Linked DNA regions of Homo sapiens: region 2 is linked to region 1. Evidence: read pairs that join two places in POLR2A ChIA-PET (ENCODE). Cell type or tissue: IMR-90. All regions are shown on one strand. Each heading gives the region's core, and the rest is flanking DNA. Links, peaks and the distances in the headings are about the cores only. Region 1 overlaps LOC107985459 (a long non-coding RNA gene). Region 2 overlaps KIF14 (kinesin family member 14).

The links. Peaks named below come from ENCODE experiments on the same cell type or tissue, not always from the same donor. Only the 100,000 strongest peaks of a DNase experiment are listed, where the experiment ranks them.
Region 2: POLR2A ChIA-PET joins it to region 1 with 11 read pairs; 4 of 35 experiments call an interaction of 5 or more read pairs at or near these places.

What each region holds. Positions count from the first base shown.
Region 1 is chr1:200,521,078-200,530,546 of GRCh38, reverse strand. LOC107985459 (a long non-coding RNA gene) reads left to right here. Exons shown (of 3, transcript XR_001737816.3): 2 at 8,639-8,741. Among named protein-coding and RNA genes, the nearest start is that of KIF14, 95 kb to the left of the region's middle. In IMR-90, for the core only: no CTCF peak of the experiment used is centred there; a DNase peak (open chromatin) is centred at 4,846.
Region 2 is chr1:200,605,190-200,614,658 of GRCh38, reverse strand. KIF14 (kinesin family member 14) reads left to right here. Exons shown (of 30, transcript NM_014875.3): 4 at 254-341; 5 at 5,731-5,829; 6 at 7,861-7,913; 7 at 8,765-8,795; 8 at 9,269-9,376. Among named protein-coding and RNA genes, the nearest start is that of KIF14, 11 kb to the left of the region's middle. In IMR-90, for the core only: no CTCF peak of the experiment used is centred there; no DNase peak of the experiment used is centred there.

The sequences.
Region 1 (9,469 bases), core at 489-8,488:
TCACTTCACACATAAACCAGCACTGACATGTTCATTTATTTCTGTAAGGTTTGCAGTCACCTAATGGGGTCGGGTTTACAGGGTGGCCCTTTAGCCCCCACATTTTTTTTCCCTATCAAGTCAAGAAGACTGAAATTCCTGTTGCAAACACCAAAGCCTCTAGGAGAGGCAGAAAAATGACATAGAGCACAGAGCCAACCAATGCAATCCACAAAAATGAGAGTGTATATGCTTAACCATTCCGGAAATATGATAAACACATTTATTTTATTTATTTATTTTTTGAGACAGAGTCTCACTTTGTTGCCCCGGCTGGAGTGCAGTGGCACGATCTTGGCTCGCTGCAACCTCTGCCCCCCGGCTTCAAGTGATTCTCCTGCCTCAGCCTCCTGAGTAGCTGGGATTACAGGTGTGCACCACCACGCCCAGCTAATTTTTGTATTTTTAGTAGAGACGGGGTTTTACCATATTGGCCAGGCTGGTCTCGAACTCCTGACTTCAAGTGATCTGCCTGCCTCAGCTTCCCAAAGTGTTGGGATTACAGGTGTGAACCACCATACCTGGTGGATAAGCACATTTAAAGAGATGCCCACACACTCACATACTGCCTGACATTGTTCATTAATCTTTACAGGAGCCCCTTAAGCTCACCATTTTATACACGGAGAAGAGGTTAAAATTCACACAGCTAACAAGGGCCAGGGCTGAGATTTGAACCTAGTGCACTCTGGTGAGAGGTCTCACCTTCAAACATCCTACCTCGCTGCTGGAGGTGACCACTTAGCAATATTTGCAAAAGGTGCTACAGTTTAGTAAAACAGAAGTGCTTCCTGATTACCTTCCATTCTTGTTAGTCATTTAGGGGTCTGCCAGCTTTTATCACTGGTTAAAATGGTAACCACTTTTCATTCTAAATGAATCCTGCCCTCTAATTAGGAGCTTTAGTAACCTTAGAAGGTGATCTAATGCAAGTAAAATTTAAAAAGATTTTTCACACTTCACTTTTAAAATATGAAATCATGCAGGCAGCTTTGAACCAGTTTTATAACTGTTAGGTTTCCCCCCAGCTGTATAATACCCAGGAAATCAGGCCACCTCACCTTTCTGAGCTTTCAGAACAAACAAAAACTCCAGTAAATCTGGCTTGCTTTATGTTAGTGGCTCTAATTACAACTGAGGGGTCCTGTTCCCCTCTTGCAGCCTCTTTGAGACCTTATGTTAATGGGAGAGCTTCACAGAGTCACTCGTGGTGTTTTCAGTTATGCAGTTTTTTGTTTTTTTTTTTAAACCTGATTTTCTGCTGACACTTACTATTTCTTAAAGTGGCTTTACACTTCTCTTCTTTTGAGTTTGAGCCATGGATGGAAAAACCAGGCAGCTAGTTGTCAGCTCTGGGCTTGGTCTTTATTCTTTGAATGATGCTCCTTAGTTCCCATGGGCAAGGACAAAGCAGGGGACTGTCCTGGGCTGGGACAATCACTCACAGCCACATGATTCATGTGCTCAGTCCAAGCTGGGCATGGCCCAGTGGCGGTGATTTTCATTTGAGTAGACCCGGCTTCGATAAGGATACCTGGAGGGCAACCAGCCAGCTTTTGTGGAGACAATCCCAGAATAAGGTAACTGATCCCACACTAAAATAATGATAGAGTTAACTTCCCAACTCTTTAAAGCATAAGTGCAGTTTGAACAGAGAGTTACTAAACAGAATTCAATGATAGCATCATCCTAGTTCCCTTAGCAAAGACCACATGACGTCTAGGACCAATGAATCACAGAACAGCGGAGATACAAAGAACACGAAAGTCATGCGCTACACCTCTTTGTTTATTTTATTTTATTTTATTTTATCTTTATTTATTTATGTATTTATTTATTTATTTATTGAGACGGATTTTTGCTCTGTCGCCCAGGCTGGAGTGCAGTGGTGCAATCTCGGCTCACTGCAACCTCCGCCTCCCGGGTTCAGGCAATTCTCCTGCCTCAGCCTCCCAAGTAGCTGGGATTTTTGTATTTTTAGTAGAGACAGGGTTTCACCATGTTGGCCAGACTGGTCTCGAACTCCTGACCTCAGGTGATCCCCCTACCTCGGCCTCCCAAAGTGGTGAGATTACAGGTGTGAGCCAATGTGCCTGGCCTATTTTATTTTATTATTATTATTTTTTGAGATAGGGTCTTGCTCTGCTCTCCAGGCTAGAGTGCAGTGGCACAATCAGGGCTCACTGAAGCTTCAACCTCCCCAGCTCAAACAATCCTCCCACCTCAACCCCCCACCCACATACGCCTGCCACTGAGTAACTGGGACTACAGGTGTGTACCACCACGCCCGGCTAAATTTTTTTTGAATTTTAGTAGAGATGAGGTCTCACTATGTTGTCCAGGCTGGTCTCAAACTCCTGAGCTCAAGCGATCCTCCTGCCTCAGCCTCCAAAAGTGCTGGGATTACTGGCATGAGCCACTGCACTCGGCCACTTCTTTATTTTAAAGTACCCAAAGTCACATGGCCAGTTGGCAGTCCAGCAGGCACAGTAGAATTCTTGTGTGATTGGCTATAAATGTTGTGTCTCTAGGAAGTAGCATAAGAAATCACAAAAATGCCTTCAGGAGGGGCAGTAGAAAGGCATCGTGTAAAACAGCTGAGCCTCAGGAGGATGGGCTTAATAAGACATGATTGACAGCCAGCCAAATATCTGTGGCGTGCCTAATGAAAGGGCTCTGAGTGTCTCTGTCATCTGGAGTATGGTGGGGCACATTTTTCCTTAGAGATTGAGGATGGATGGCCACGGTAGCTGAGAGTAGAATCCCCAGTCTGAGAAGCTCCCGAGTGTCTTGTACTGAACAGTGATTTTTTTTTTTCTGTCTAGCATCCCTCATGCATTTGGTGAACTGCTTTTTCCTTATTCTAAATCATGTGAACCTGATTCCAATTGCAGTGTTCCATCCTTGGCCATGGTCATGTGGCCTAGGCCTGACCAAGGAGAGGGAAAAAGAAACAGAGGCCTAAGGATGTCAATTGACTTCCTGGATCCAGCTGTGTCTGAAGAGAGGATTTGCTCTTCTGGACTTTTGGGTTACATGAGGCAATTAAGTTTCCATGACTAATAACCAAAACAGTGCTAACATCTGGGGGTTGGGGAAAGGTTGCTGAAGGGGCTCAACTGGTAGGTGTGGTCATCAGACCGGGCAAAGAGGCAAGCAGTTCCATGACAGGAAAGAGTCCAGACAGCCCATTTCTGCCCACAGTCAGGCCCAGAAGCCCCCAGCATGGGGGCCTGGCAGGCGGTGGGCCCCTCTCTGGACCTGGTCACCTATTGCCTGAAAAGCCTTTTTTATCCCAGGAAAGACAGAGCTATGGGCTGGAGCAAGTATCTTCAGCTTTTCCAGGAAACAGCATGGTGGCTGGTATGGAGACAGAAAGCAGTACAACTCTACTGGCAGCTTGTCTAAGGAAAGATGAGGCTTCTTCTGACCTCTGGTCCCTTGGGGGAACCCAGGAAGACATACAGGCCTTGACTTCTCGGAGCTTGGCTTTCAGAGTGGAGTGGAGGTGCGGGTGTCAGAGCTGCAGGGGTGCAATGCTTCCCCAGGCTCCCAGGTTGATTTCACAGGTGCACCAGTTCTCAGCTCCCCATGGGGGACCGGCAGATGGGTAGTTAGCCAGCTGTTGGAACAAGCACAGCCCAATTTGTCAAGCTTTGTGTGGCCCTGAGGAGTGTTTCTAGTGATTGCCCTTTCTGTTGCAAAACACACCTTCAACTGTTACCCTTGGCATCTGCTGCAGGTGTAAATGTGCTTCTTAGCACTTTATCATTGTCCTACAGTGGGGCTGGGTATTCTGTAACCTACTGTCAAAAGGAATGCTTTTTCACTTATTCACTTTACATCATTGTAAGGATGTTCTGATATTTATAGGATAACCCTTCCATGAAGGTCTAAAACCTGGATCAGATGACTCTTGTAAGTGCATTGCTACTTTGGCATTGAAGAATGGTTGAAATTTCATATATTTGATACCCATGGCCCAATACTCAGAAAACACTGTTGGGAAACACTTGCAAAATGTCAAATTTGATTGAAGGTTATATCAATATTTCCACTAGGATCGGCATGGTGGCTCAGGGAGGGGCCCACAGCCTGTAATCCCAGCACTTCGGGAGACTGTGGCAGGCAGATCACGAGGTCAAGAGATCGAGACCATCCTGACCAACTTGGGGAAACACCATCTCTACTAAAACTACAAAAATTAGCCAGGCGTGGTGGCACACGCCTGCAGTCCCAGCTACTCTGGAGAATGAGGCAGGAGAATTGCTTGAACCCAGGAGGTGGAGGTTGCAGTGAGCCGAGATTGCACCACTGCACTCCAGCCTGGCGACAGAGAGACTCCATCTCAAAAAAAAAAAAAAAAAAAAATTCAGGAAACACTGTAAGTGAAGCTATCATGTTTCTGGTGAAACCTAGATCAATTTGGACCTTGTTGGTCCTGGGATTAGTCAACTGGGTTAGTAACAAATACACGAGTGCTTCCCAGAGGCTCCTGCCCTATTTTATCTGTGCTTAGAATTTTCCAGTTTACCCTCATTGCCTCTGAAGTAGACATGCAATTGTCAGAAAGTTCAGTGGTTTCTAGAACAGTAACAGTTCATGTTTCCGTAGTTCTTCTTTTTTCTTTTTTTCTTTTTTTAAGAATTAGAATAACCCCAACAACATTAATGAAGTTGACTCAGCAGTTACAATGCTGTCTTCTCAGTGGCTGGTTTCCCTGCCTTATTCTTTAGAAGAAATAGAAGTATTGGCGGTGACACGTTTTAATCTACCAGCCGCAGAATATAACCCTGGTAATCATTGTTGGAAAATGCACACATTGTGATGTAATAGATTTTTTACTCACTACGTATTTTCTAAATCCTCAGAGTAAGAATGGGTCTCCTTTAAAGTTCCTAGTGATTTATGCAGAGAGACTTGGCTCCTGGATGTCCCTTGAGCAATAATCACACAGTATTAAAAAGGCATTTGGGGAAGAAGTCTGGGGAAGTCATCTTTGCAGGGATTTTTGGCAATGTAGAGAAGCCCTTTACTTAAAAGAGCACACGATGGGAACCAGAGAACTCCAAAGGTTTTTCTTTTCTTTTTTGTCTATTCAGCTAACTTCAGAATAGATTTGTGAAGAGAAAAGGCAGGGCACTAGTTAATGAGGCATGATTTATAGGCAACCAATGCTGTTCTTGGTGAGGCCTGGAATGCTCACTTAGCCTCTTCTCCGTCAAATCCTCTTGTCTCTCCTGGAGTCACTTCACTGCTCCTGAAGGTGTTCTTCAAAAATCCTCACCTCCAGGTTCCCAAGTTCAAACATGACAGGCTCTTGGCTGATGCAGCCTTCTGCAGCTGGATGCTGGCTTACAAAGAGAGACTGTTTTCCATGTGATGTGATCGCTAGGGGATTGGAAAGATCTCTCGCTCTGCCCCCCAAATATCTAAGTGGCCTTCTCCGGTGCTAGGATTTCCACCATTAGTCATGACTTTGTGTCAGAATTTAGGTCCCTACTAGAGGTTGTGGCAGGTGGGGTGTGGAAGTGAAAAGATTCCTGCATCCAGGATGGGGTTTTATTTTACTTTTATTTTCATTTATTTTAGTTTTTGAGGATCAAAGATCTTTTTTCTAATTTTTTAATTTTTATTTTTTGAGACAGAGTCTCACTCTGTTGCCCAGACTAGAGTGTGGTGGCGCAATGCACAATCTTGGCTCACTGCAACCTCCACCTCCCAGGTCCAAGCAATTCTCCAGCCTCAGCCTTCTGAGTAGCTGGGACTACAGGCATAAGCCACCACACCCGGCTAATTTTTGTATTTTTAGTAGAGACAGGGTTTTACCATGTTGGCCAGGCTGGTCTTGAACTCTTGACCCCAAGTGATCCGCCCGCCTCAGCCTCCCAAAGTGCTGGAATTATAGGCATGAGCGATCATGCCTGGCCCAAGTATCTTTCTAAATTGTGGAACTCGGTACAAAATTAAAGGCTAAATCGGTAGATTTCAAAGTCTGGAGAAAAGTCAAAGCTGTTTTCATTTTTTTTCCTGTTCTTTCCTTATCTCCCTTTCTCAAATTCTTGCTTTTTAGAGGTAACCACTTCCCAACCACCCCACGGCACCTAGTATAGGGCCTCCCTCACAGCCAGCAAGCTCTGAAAATCTCCTCTGAGCTCTTCACCTGTTTTCCTTCCTCCAGAGACCTGGAGCCCACCTGCTGCTACAGAATATCAGGGAGCAGTTAGGAGTAGAGGAGGCACTGGGAGGCATTTGTGAATTAGCAGTTGTTTACTCACTCAGCTGCAGTACTCCAATCTGGATAGGCAGTGACATGGTGCTGAGTAGAAACTGCAGTTTCAAGGAAGAAAAGTCTGGCTAAACTTACTCACGTCAGGAAGGGAAGCAGTGGCTTGACCTTTCAGACATGCCCAGCAAGGGGACACTGGGTGCCAGGGTCACCTGAGTCGCCATCGTACCCCATTCTACCCTCCATGTTATAGCCATTGGAGTGGTGGCTCATTCCTGTAATCCCAGCACTTTGGGAGATTGAGGTGGGAGGATCCTTTGAGCCCAGGAACCCAAGACCAGCCTGGGCAACATAGTAAGACCTCCATCTCTACAAACAAACAAACAAAAAACAAAACAAAACAAAACAAACAAACAAAAAAAAACCCATTCAGGCATGGTGGTGCACACCTGTAGTCCCAGCTACTCAGGAGGCTGAGGTGGGAGGATCACTGGGGCCCAGGAGGTTGCGGCTGCAGTGAGTGGTGATCACGCTACTGCACTCTATCCTGGGTGACAGAGTGAGATCCTGTCTCAAAAAGGAAAAAAAAAAAAGGAAAACAAGGTTAGGACAACTTTAATCTAAAAACAGCATAAGAAAGAGAATCAGTGACCTGAGCTTAGGTTCCAGCTCTGTATCTTTTTTTTTTTTTTTTTGAGAAAGAGTTTTGCTCTGTCACTCAGGCTAGAGTGCAGTGGCGCGATCTTGACTCACTGCAAACTCCACTTCCCCAGTTCAAGCAATTCCCCTGCCTCAGCCTCCTGAGTAGCTGGGATTATAGGCACATGCCACCATGCCTGGCTAATTTTTTTTGTATTTTTAGTAGAGATGGGGGTTTCACCATGTTGGCCAGACTGGTCTTGAACTCCTGACCTCAGGTAATCCACCCGCCTTGGCCTCCCAAAGTGCTGGGATTACAGGAGTGACCCACCGTGCCGGGCCTCTTTTTTTTTTTTTTTTTTTTTGATATGGAGTCTTGTTCTGTTGCCTAGGCTGGGGTGCAGTGGCACGATCTTAGCTCACTGAAATCTCCACCTCCCAGGTTCAAGCAATTCTTCTGCCTCAGCCTCCCAAGTATATGGGGTTATAGGCATCTACCACCACGCCCGGCTAATTTTTGTATTTTTAGTAGAGACGGGGTTTCACCATATTGGCCAGGTTGGTCTTGAACTCCTGACCTCAGGTGATCCACCCGCCTTGGCCTCCCAAAGTGCTGGGATTACAGGTGTGAGCCACTGCTCCTGGCCCAGCTCTGTATCTTTCTGTGCCATCTTGGGCAAATAACATTTCCTTGTGGTTACTCGAAACTCCACATTGCAGAGTTGCAAGGACCACATGGGATGAAGTTGCAAAGTGTTCTGAAAGGCTGCCTATGAGATCTGCAGTTTGGTGCTTCTCACTCCATAGTGTGCTCACGAATCACCTGGGGGTCTTGTTAAACTCAGATCTGACTCAGTGGGTCTGGGACAAGGCCTGAGTCCGCCTTTCTAACAAGCTCCCAGGTGATGGCAATGCCGCTGGTCTATGTATCACACTGTGAGCCGCCAGGATTATCTCAAAGGTTTATCACAGGCTAGACACATTGTAAGTGTTCCAGAGGTGGTGGCTATCATTACCAGTAATATCCAGAATAGCTTTGCTCTTATTTTGATCTAGAGAATTGCTTTAGGATTAACCTCCCACCTCCACCACTAATCTGGGTGATAGAATATTTTGTAGTCCTGGCTGGGCACAGTGGCTCATGCCTGTAATCCTAGCACTTTGGGAGGTCCAGGCACGTGGATTGCTTGAGCCCAGGAGTTCAAGACCATCCTGGGCAACATGGTGAAACTCTGTCTCTACAAAAAAATTCAAAATTAGCCGGGTGTGGTGGTGTGTACCTGTAGTCCCAGCAACTTGGGAAGCTGAGGTGGGAGGATCACCTGAGCCCAGAGAGATTGAGGCTGCAGTGAGCTCTGATGGCACCACTGCACTCCAGCCTGTGTGACACAGTGAGACCCTGTCTGAAAAAAAAAAAAAAAATTGCAGTGCTGAGGAAAATTTATAGCACGAGCCCTTTTTCCTGAACACCCCTTGGACAACCCCTTGAGAGTGAGAACTTTCATGATTATATTTCTAGAAGGAAGGGTTTTTTCTTTATCCCTTGCCATTATCTCTGTCTTTGAATGGGTTAAGATGTATCAAATCTAGATTTCTGTGAGGCCTGAGCTTGGAATAAATCTTATGCCACCTTCAGAGGAGATGTGACAGTTTTCCAGGTTAGACAAGGTACCTACTTGGAGATCTGTTGAGACAGGACTCAGTGTTAATTTTGTGTTCAATCTTCCGTAGTCCAGTCAACATTGCTCGGGAAGATGTGGCTTCTTCTAGTCTGACACAGAATAATGAATACGTGCAGAACCCAGTAACCTCAAGGGCCTCAACAAAGTCTGAGGTATGAGGTATTTTCCTAACTCACCTTTAATCATTTTTTAAAAGTTAAAATCCAGATCCCACACAATTATCATTTTTAAAAGTAAAATTCCATATTTACATTGAACCTGACAGGCATGCAAAAATGTTGTCATGGGTAAAGTAGAAAGGAACTTTGTTGGCTGGACACAGTGGCTCACGCCTGTAATCCCAGCACTTTGGGAGGCTGAGGTGGGTGGATCATCTGAGGTCAGGAGTTCGAGACCAGCCTGGCCAACATGGAGAAACCCCATCTCTTTTAAAAATACAAAATTAGCCAGGCGTGGTGGCCCATGCCTGTAATCCCAGCTACTTGTGAGGCTGAGGCAGGAGAATCGCTTGAACCCGGGAGGTGGAGGTTGCAGTGAGCCGAGATGGTGCCATTGCACTCCAGCCTGGGCAACAAGAGCGAAACTCTGTCTCAAAAAAAAAAAAAAAAAAAAAAAAGGCCCGGCGCTGTGGCTCATGCCTGTAATCCCAGCACTTTGGGAGGCCGAGGCGGGTGGATCACGAGGTCAGGAGATCGAGACTGTCTTGGCCAACATGGTGAAACCCTGTCTCTACTAAAATACAAAAAATTAGCTGGGCATGGTGGTGCGTGCCTGTGGTCCCAGCTACTCGGGAGGCTGAGGCAGGGGAATCGCTTGAACCTGGGAGGCGGAGGTTGCGGTGAGCTGAGATAGCGCCACTGCACTCCAACCTGGCGACAGA
Region 2 (9,469 bases), core at 622-8,621, 84 kb before region 1:
TTCTTTCACAACAATTCTCTGAATTAGATAGTTGTATTATTCCTGTTTTACAGTAGAGGAAATTGAAGTTTAGTGAGGTTAAATATCTTGGAGTCAAGATTTGGACTCAGGCAGATTTGACTCCAGAGTCCAGATTCTTAATTATGAGATTCAGTGAACTTGCTTCCTACTCCCTTCCCAGCCTATTTCCCCAAAAAGAATTTTAAAGAAAGAATTAGTTTTATTTCCCCCTTATTCATAATGTATTTTTCAGGATGATGGGATTTAGTGAAGAACCAGGAATAATTCCAAGATTTTGTGAAGATCTTTTTTCTCAAGTAGCCAGAAAACAAACCCAAGAGGTATGTTCTTATAATACCTGCAAGCTTCTTTTCAGAGTAGAAAATAGTCAAATCAAGTTCAAATCAGTCATGGCCACTAAGGAAATACTTAATGGAAGATCAGTTCTAATTTGTAGATCACTCTTCTTTGGAACAGTGGTATGGAGAGGGAGGGTGGAAATTCTAAATTCAGAATCAGTTTCACCTAGTGGGCAGTGATAGTGAAGTCATCTCTTCTGTCTTTTCTCCCTTGTTTTTGCTTTACTTTTGTGTATACGTAGAGGCTCACAAACATGGTAGCTATGTGCTGTTATACGTGTGTTTGTAGTCAGATAGGTGTACAGTTTAACTAAGGACAGCAGGCATAACCTTTTGGACAACGTGAATCAGAAAGAGTAGTGAAATTGGGATTTGAACCCAGAGTTGACTTCAAAAGCCATGCTTTTTCCACTCTACTACACCTGAATAGGCTGTACTGGCTTCCTATTTCACTTATTCATTTACACATTCAGCTACCTTTTACTGAGCATTCTGCTGTTGCCAGGCAGCTTGTTAGATCAGTTTTTTTTTTTCTCAAATTTTCTTGGTCATAAGAATCACCGGGGATTCTTGGCAGGGACATATATGTGCATGTGTATGTGTATGTACACACTTGCTAAAAATCTCTTCTGGGGGTTCTGAGTCAGTTGGTCTGGTGTAGAGCTTGGGATTTTATAATTTTCATGCTTTTCCTCCAGTATTTTTTATGATAAAGGAAATTGGGAAAATTGTGCTAGATTAGGGGTGTGGAGTTAAAAGACCCAGTCCCTGTATTCAAAGGAGTGTAGTGGGAGAAATAAGTTAACAGCCAAGTACAATCAATTAAATGCTAAACAAACTAAAGTAGATGCTCTAATAGAACATGTAAGTGAGGACATATAAAGTTGGAGGGAGACATTCTCTCAGAGGAAGGAGCAGCTGAGCTTATTTTTGAAGGATACATAGCATTATTAGCTTGGTAAAGAAGGGGAGAAGGATATTCCAGGGAGAGGGAGCAGCATGTACCAAGATTTGAAAGCAAAAAAGTAGGGAGCCTTTGGGAATCTATAAATTGTTCACTGTGTTTTGAGCATGGAATTTGAGGGTGGAAAGTGATAAGAGAAGAAACTAGAGGCTGGGTGCGGTGGCTCATGCCTGTAATCCCAGTACTTTGGGAGGCCGAAGCGGGCAGATCACCTGAGGTCAGGAGTTCGAGACCAGCCTGGCCAACATGGTGAAATCCTGTCTCTACTAAAAATACAAAAATTAGCCAGGTGTGGTGGCACATGCCTGTAATCCCATCTACTTGGGAGGCTGAGGCAGGAGAATCGCTTGAACCAGGGAGATGGAGGTTGCAGTGAGCCGAGATCGCGCCACTGCACTCCAGCCTGGGTGACAGAGCATGACTCCATCTCAAAAAAAAAAAAAAAAAAAAAAAAGAGAATAAACTAGAAAGGCCTGCAGAACTTGGCTCATGAAGGACTGTCTTAGTAAGGATAACTGGTAAGACTTGCTGATTATTGGAAATGGAGGATGAGGGAGAGAGAAATCAATGTTTCTGGTTGGACAACCAGATTAGATATCGATGTCATTTTTTGAGATCACAAGAGGAAAAGTAGATTTGAGTAATTGATGAGTTCTGTCTCTTCTGTGGATATACTGCCTCTCCTCTGTCTTCTTCTACCCTCAACCTCTCATTCCCAGTAATTAAATTGAAAATAGGAGGAGTATGGGGATCAATAGAAATATGGTGGTATTGAGACTATGAGATGAAATATGATTCAAGTCCAAGTTTAGTGGGCATAAGAGAAAGCTGTGGGCTTGTGGGGCAGAGTTCTCTATTGGCTCTCCAGATTTTAGAGGGATAGTAATTTGAAGGTAAAGCCAGGAAGACATAGATAAGTGTAGTGGAGGCAAAGGTCTTTGGAATGATTTCAAAGGACTAGGAGGCTCAGATTTTGCGTGGAATGACTATGTCATTGAATAACATAGTGTAATGAATGCTTAAGAGCCTGGTTGGCCAGGCATGGTGGCTCACGCCTGTAATCCCAGCACTTTGGGAGGCCAAGGCAGGCGGATCACCTGAGGTCAGGAGTTTGAGACCAGCCTGGCCAACATGGTGAATCCCTGTCTCTACTAAGAATACAAAAATTAGCCAGGTGTGGTGGTGGGCGCCTGTAATCCTAGCTATTCGGGAGGCTGAGGTAGGAGAATCGCTTGAACCCTGGAGGCGGACATTGCACTGAGCTGAGATCATGCCACTGTACTCCAGCCTGGGCGACAGAGCAAGACTCTGTCTCAAAAAAAAGAAAAAAAAAAAGAGCATGGACTTTGGAGATACATTATTTGAATTTGAATCTCAGCTTCATCACTGCAGTAGAAATGTGATCTTGAACAATTTACTTAATGTCTTTCTGTGTTTCAGAACAGAAAATAGAGATTATATTGACAATGTCTTTCTCATAGGTTTGTTGTGAGCATTAAATGAGTTGATCTATACAAAAGGTTTTGAAGAGTGCCTGGCACATAGTGAGCCCAACTAAATGTGGTTATATCAACTTTGGAATTAGCCAGGATGGTAGAGAATAATAGTATGTGGATGGGGGTAATAGAAGGTGGTATAGCGAGCATGATGGCAGGAGCCTCAGAGGAGAAGAAAAAAGTAGGACCTCTCCAGTGTGGCCCCAGCTACCTTTTCCAATTTGTTTCCCACACTACATTTTCATTTCTAAGTCCTCCTGGAGCCTCTATAACATAAAATACTATTTTACATAAAATAAGCATTATTACGTGTTTATTGAATTCTGACAGCCCCCATCCCTGTTCATAGCATTTGTCAATGACCTTATAATTACTTGGTGTTCCCTTATACCTGGTCTCTTTGGAAGTGTTTTGTTTCTCTCTCATGACACCAGCTATATTCTGCCTTGTATTACTCATGTACTGTATTGCATCTCCAATTAGCTTCTGAGTTTTTTCAGGATAAAAACTATGTCCAGTTCATCTCATATTTTCCCACAGCTCCTAGAAGAGTGCTTTGTACCTAGTAGGGCACAATAAATATTTGGTGAATTGAACTTAAATCTCTTTGACACTCCCTTGAAGCTTCCAATTCTGTTAGATGCTTGCTGACTCACTTCTGGGTCAGTGGATGAAATTTATTTCTCTAATAAGGAAACCATGCCCTAACTGTCAGAAGAGCTGTTTGGAAGCAAAGTTTCCCGTTTTTGGCCTCTACACTGTATCTTTCAGAGTCAAAAGGAGGAGAAGCTCAGCCCACTTAATCTAATGATTGCTTTCTCTCCCAATCAGGAAGAATTGTTGATTTAAGGTTCCATCTTACCAGATCAAATGTCAACCTACAGGGTGTCTTTCCTATTCTGAGCACATGTGATGCACAGATGCTGCTGTCCTTGCCCGAGAATGCCCTACCCCCTCTTTCTGGTTCAATCTACTCTGTCTCTCATGCCTCACATTCTATTTACTCCTTCCCTTTTCTCTGGCCATCCTAAATTTTCCCTTTTCTGATTAGTCATATTTATAGTCATCTCATTTTGATTCTTAATTAATTTTCTATTGCTGTGTTTTATCTATTGGAAGGTATGTTATATGTCTCTGAGATCTTAGCCTCATGAGCAAGAATCTTGTCTTATACTTCTTTATGTCCTGACAATAACCTAAAGCCAAACATGCAGTAGGTAGGTACTTAAGAAATGCTTATTGGATTGAATTGAACCTTATGCAGAAGTTAAGAAGAAATGCAAGGACTTTTGTTGTTATTCATATTAAATTTTTTTTTTTTTTTTTTTTTGAGAGGAAGTCTCGCTCTGTCACCCAGGCTGGAGTGCAGTGGCGCGATCTTGGCTCACTGCAAGCTCTGCCTCCCGGGTTCATGCCATTCTTCTGCCTCAGCCTCCTGAGTAGCTGGGACTACAGATACCCGCCACCACGCCCGGCTAATTTTTTGTATTTTGTATTTTGTATTTTTGTATTTTAGTTTCACCGTGTTAGCCAGGATGGTCTCGATCCCCTGACCTCGTAATCCACCTGCCTTGGCCTCCCAGAGTGCTAGGATTACAGGCGTGAGCCACCGCGCCCAGCCAAAATTTTTTTTATTGAGATCAAATTCACATAACATCAAATTAACCACTTTAAAGTATATAATTCAGTGGCATTCAGTACATTTATAATGTACAACTGTTACTTCTAGTGCCAAAAAATTTTCATTGCCATCAAAGGGGACCCTCTACCCATTAAGCAGTCACAATCCATTCCCCCTTCTTCCCAATCCCTGGCAACTACTAGTTTGCTTTTGTTCTATGAATTTACCTGTTCTGGAAATTTCATATAAATGGAATCATGCAATATGTGGTATTTTGTGTCTGGCTTCTTTCACTTAGCATAATGTGTTGAGGTTCATCTACATTGTAGCACATACAGTACTTCATTCCTTTTAATGGTTGACTAATATTTCATTGTACAGATATTGCCAGTTTTGTTTATCCATTCATCAGTTGATGGACATTTGGGTTGTTGTTTATACCTTTTGGCTATTGTGAATAGTCCTTCTGTGAACACTGGTGCATGTTTTTGTTTGAATACCTGTTCTCAATTGTTTTGGATGTATAGGAGTGGAATTTCCAAATTTCTATGGTGATTCTTTTTCTTTTTTGAGATGGAGTCTCACTCTGTCGCCTAGGCTGGAGTGCAGTAGCACAATCTCAGCTCACTGCAACCTCCACCTCCCAGGTTCAAGCGATTCTCCTGCCTCAGCCTCCCGAGTACCTGGGATTACAGGCGCCCGGCACCATGCCCAGCTAATTTTTGTATTTTTAGTAGAGGTGTGGTTTCACCATGTTGGCCAGGCTGTTCTTGAACTCCTGACCTCAAATGATCCTCCCACCTCGGCCTCCCAAAGTGCTGGGATTACAGGTGTGAGCCACTGTGCCCGGCCCGGTAATTCTATTTTTAACCTTTCAAGGAACTGTCAACTATTTTCCACATTGGCCGCACCATTTTACATCCACTAGCAATGGAGGAGGGTTCCAGTTTCTCCACATCCTCACCCACACTGGTTGGTTTTCACTTCTTATTATTACTGCCATCCTAGTGGGTGTGAAGTTGTTTTTCATTGTGATTTTGATTTGCATTTCCCTACTGAGAAATGATGTTGAGCATCTTTTCATGTGCTTGTTTGCCATTTGTACGTTCTTCTTTGGAGAAATGTCTATTCAAGTCCTTTGTGCATTTTAAAATTGGGCTGTTTGTCTTTATGTTGTTGAGTTGTAGGATATTTTTATATATTTATATATTTTGGATACTAGTTCCTAACCACAGATATGATTTGCAAAACATCAAAATAAATTATATGCTGTGTTTCTATTCCTACTAGGTCAGCTATCACATTGAAATGAGCTTCTTTGAAGTATATAATGAAAAAATTCACGACCTTCTGGTTTGTAAAGATGAAAATGGGCAGAGAAAGCAACCAGTAAGATTAAAACAATTTATTATTTGTTTTGAATTTCTGTTCTTATAAATGTATCTAATTATTTGAGTTCTCTGGATGGTATAGCTTAAAGTTTTACTAGAATTATATGAAAGCAAATGCTTGGATCTACAGTCCAATTAGATTATTTAGAAAATAAGCAGAGCACTGGCCGGGCATGGTGGCTCACTCCTGTAATCCCAGCACTTTGGGAGGCTGAGGGGGGCAGACTGCCAGAGCTCAGGAGTTCAAGACCAGCCTGGACAACACAGTGAAACCCTGTCTCTACTAAAATACAAAAAATTAGCCGGGTGTGGCGGATTGCACCTATAGTCCCAGCTTCTCCAGAGGCTGAGGCAGGAGAATTGCTTGAACCTGGGAGGCAGGTTGCAGTGAGCCGAGATCAAGCCACTGTACTCCAGCCTGGGCGACAGAGTGAGACTTCGTCTCCAAAAAAAAAAAAAAGAAAAGAAGCGGAACATTATCACTAGTAGAAATTAAATTAGTTATCAGATTTAACCTCTTTATTTTAATGAAGAATTGTATAAAACTAAAGATAAAATATTTGTTCTGAGATTTAGTTGGACCATGTAAGTTGAACACCAGATCCCTAATAGTCTATAAGCCAAAACATAGTAAAACTTTTTAAAATTATATTTTTATTATAGAATATGTATTTCAGTGGATTATTTAGCAAATTCATACCTTGTAGATAATCTGTGAAATAGAAAGTTTCACAATTATATAATCTTTTTTAAAAACTGCTATTCAAATTTAAAATTTTTAATTTTGCAATGGACCTTGGAGCACAATAAACAAAAATCTAAAGAAGACGGCTGGGCGTGTTGGCTCACACCTGTAATCACAGCACTTTGGGAGGTCAAGGCAGGTGGATCACTAGGTCAAGAGATGGAGACCATCCTGGCCAACATGGTGAAACCCTGTCTCTACTAAAAATACAAAAATTAGCTTGGCATGGTGGCGCGTGCCTGTAGTCCCAGCTACTCAGGAGGCTGATGCAGGAGAATCGCTTGAACCCGGGGGCAGAGGTTTCAGTGAGCCGAGATTTCACCACCGCACTCCAGCCTGGCGACAGAGCAAGACTCCATTTCAAGAAAAAAAAGGAAGTCAGCTGTCTTCTTCACTTGCCCATGTTTGTGCAGTTTACTATTGGCAACATCAAGAAACTTAAACAAAACTTGACATTTGCTTCTATGATTTCTATATGTTTAAAGCTTCTGGTCACAAAGTTGAAAATGTATAATGTAACAATAAAGAAAAATTTTAATGTCTGAAATTTAACGAATATGTTTTAGAGAGCATTTAAAAGTATATAAATCATAGCTACTGCAAGATTTAACATTCAAATGTCTTACTGAAAAACTAGGAAGACAAGCTGGGTACGGTGGCTGACGCCTGCAATCCCAGTACTTTGGGAGGCTGAGGTGGGCGGATCACTTGAGGTCAGGAGTTCCCGACCAGCCTAGCCAACATGGTGAAACTCCTTCTCTACTGAAAATACAAAAGTTAGCTGGTGTGGTGGCACTGTCTTGTAATCTCAGCTACTCAGAAGGCCGAGGTAGGAGAATCGCTTGAACCCAGGAGGCAGAGGTTGCACTGAGCCAAGATTGCACCACTGTACTCCAGCCTGGGCCACAGAGCAGGACTCTGTCTCAAAACAGACAAACAAACAAACAAAAAACTAGTAAGACATCTGATGCTAAAATATATTGTTCTAATTATTGTCTATTAGACAATTCTAATAGCAGTTTTTTAAGAATAAAAAAACTAGTAAGACTTGATGCTACAATATATTGTTGCATATTGTGCTACTATGAACAGTTTTTTATATTGAAGCTGTTTCCTAATGCCTTACAGATTTGTTTTTGTGAGAGTTTTTGTGGTTTTTTTTTTTCCTGGATAAAATAAAGACAAATCTCTTACCTTAAACTCAAGATGTAGAAAAAGTGATCATTTCAAGTTACATGAAATATTTGTCATACTCCTAATGATGCATGTATTTGCTTCTTCTAGCTGAGAGTGAGGGAACATCCTGTTTATGGACCATATGTTGAAGCACTGTCAATGTAAGTATTTGGCTCAGCAAGGGCAAAGAGGATAAAACAAATGAATAGAGTGAATGTTACTCTCCCATAATCTTTATTGTATTCTCATTGGCCTTCCTAACTTTGAAACCCTGGGTAACTATTTATTTAGCCTTCTACCCTTGATATTGTCCAATTAGGTTTTCCCTCTCTTTCCATAGAGTGTTAGTTACTTGTTTTAATACTTGCATGTGTCTTTCATAGTACCTGTAAAGTGTCTGCCATGGAGTATTCATTATACTATGAAGTAAATATTTGCTTTTTCTTTCTTTTACCCCTTCCTTTCACTATTAATTTAATCTTCCCTCTCAACCTGCTTTTTATACCTATGACTCTAAGCTAGACAGGGAAGAGGGTACTAAGAAGAGTTAAGAGTTTGATGCATGCTAGGAGTCATTTACTTTTTTTTCCAACACTGCAAATGCTTTCTTAAAGGAAAGGAAAAGTTATTAAGTATTAACTCAGCTGCATTTAATACATCTGGGATTGTATTGGGACCCATATACACCCACATATAAATATACCTATGCATATACATATGTGTTAAAGTATATCTTTTGGTATTGTGACTTAGACTTGAATATTAAGATGCTAAGGTGCTTCATTGTATTAAGAAAAATCATACTTTTTGTTAAAATTAAAGCATTATTTTATTTCCTGTCCTTCAAGAATGGGGAAAATAAAAGATTCTGGGAGAATCAATAAAATAATATTCATGAATTAGTCCATTGTGATCTTCAGCGTAAATATGTAATTGAAATGTTATTGTTTTATGAGAACAAGAGTATAATCATCAGTAAAATTGATTTTGTCTTTTCACTTCTTAAAAATAGGAACATTGTCAGTTCTTACGCTGATATCCAGGTAAGATTGATTTTGTTTTCTTTTCACTAGATAGAAAGAGCATAATCCTAAATATTTATAAGAATATTTTTTCTTAATTGCTGTTTTACAAATAAAAGGTTAGTTTCCTTAATTTATCACAAACCGATTTTGTTAAGTTTTAATCAAAATAATTGCTCTTCTTTATTAAAAATGTTGACCTTCATGTAAGCTTAGAGTTATGGAAACAGCCTTTTAAAGTTATTATTTCCTGCCTCAGATTTCTATGACAGAAAAAAAGGCAATGGGAATACAAATTATTAAAAGATAAATATTTACTCATTTCATTTTATAAATTAATTACAAATGTGTATATGTTATCTCTCTTAATTTTTATATCATTGAGTTACAGTCTGCTGATCTGAATTACAAATGTGTATATGTTGTCTCTCTTAATTTTTATATCATTGAGTTACAGTCTGCTGATCTGATCTTCCTTCCTTTTTTCTTATAAGAGTTGGCTAGAATTGGGAAATAAACAAAGAGCTACTGCTGCTACTGGTATGAATGATAAAAGTTCCCGATCTCATTCAGTTTTCACCCTGGTGATGACCCAGACCAAGGTATTTTTTTTAAAAGTTCCCGATCTCTTTCAGTTTTCACCCTGGTGATAACCCAGACCAAGGTATTTTTTTAAAAAGTTCCCGATCTCATTC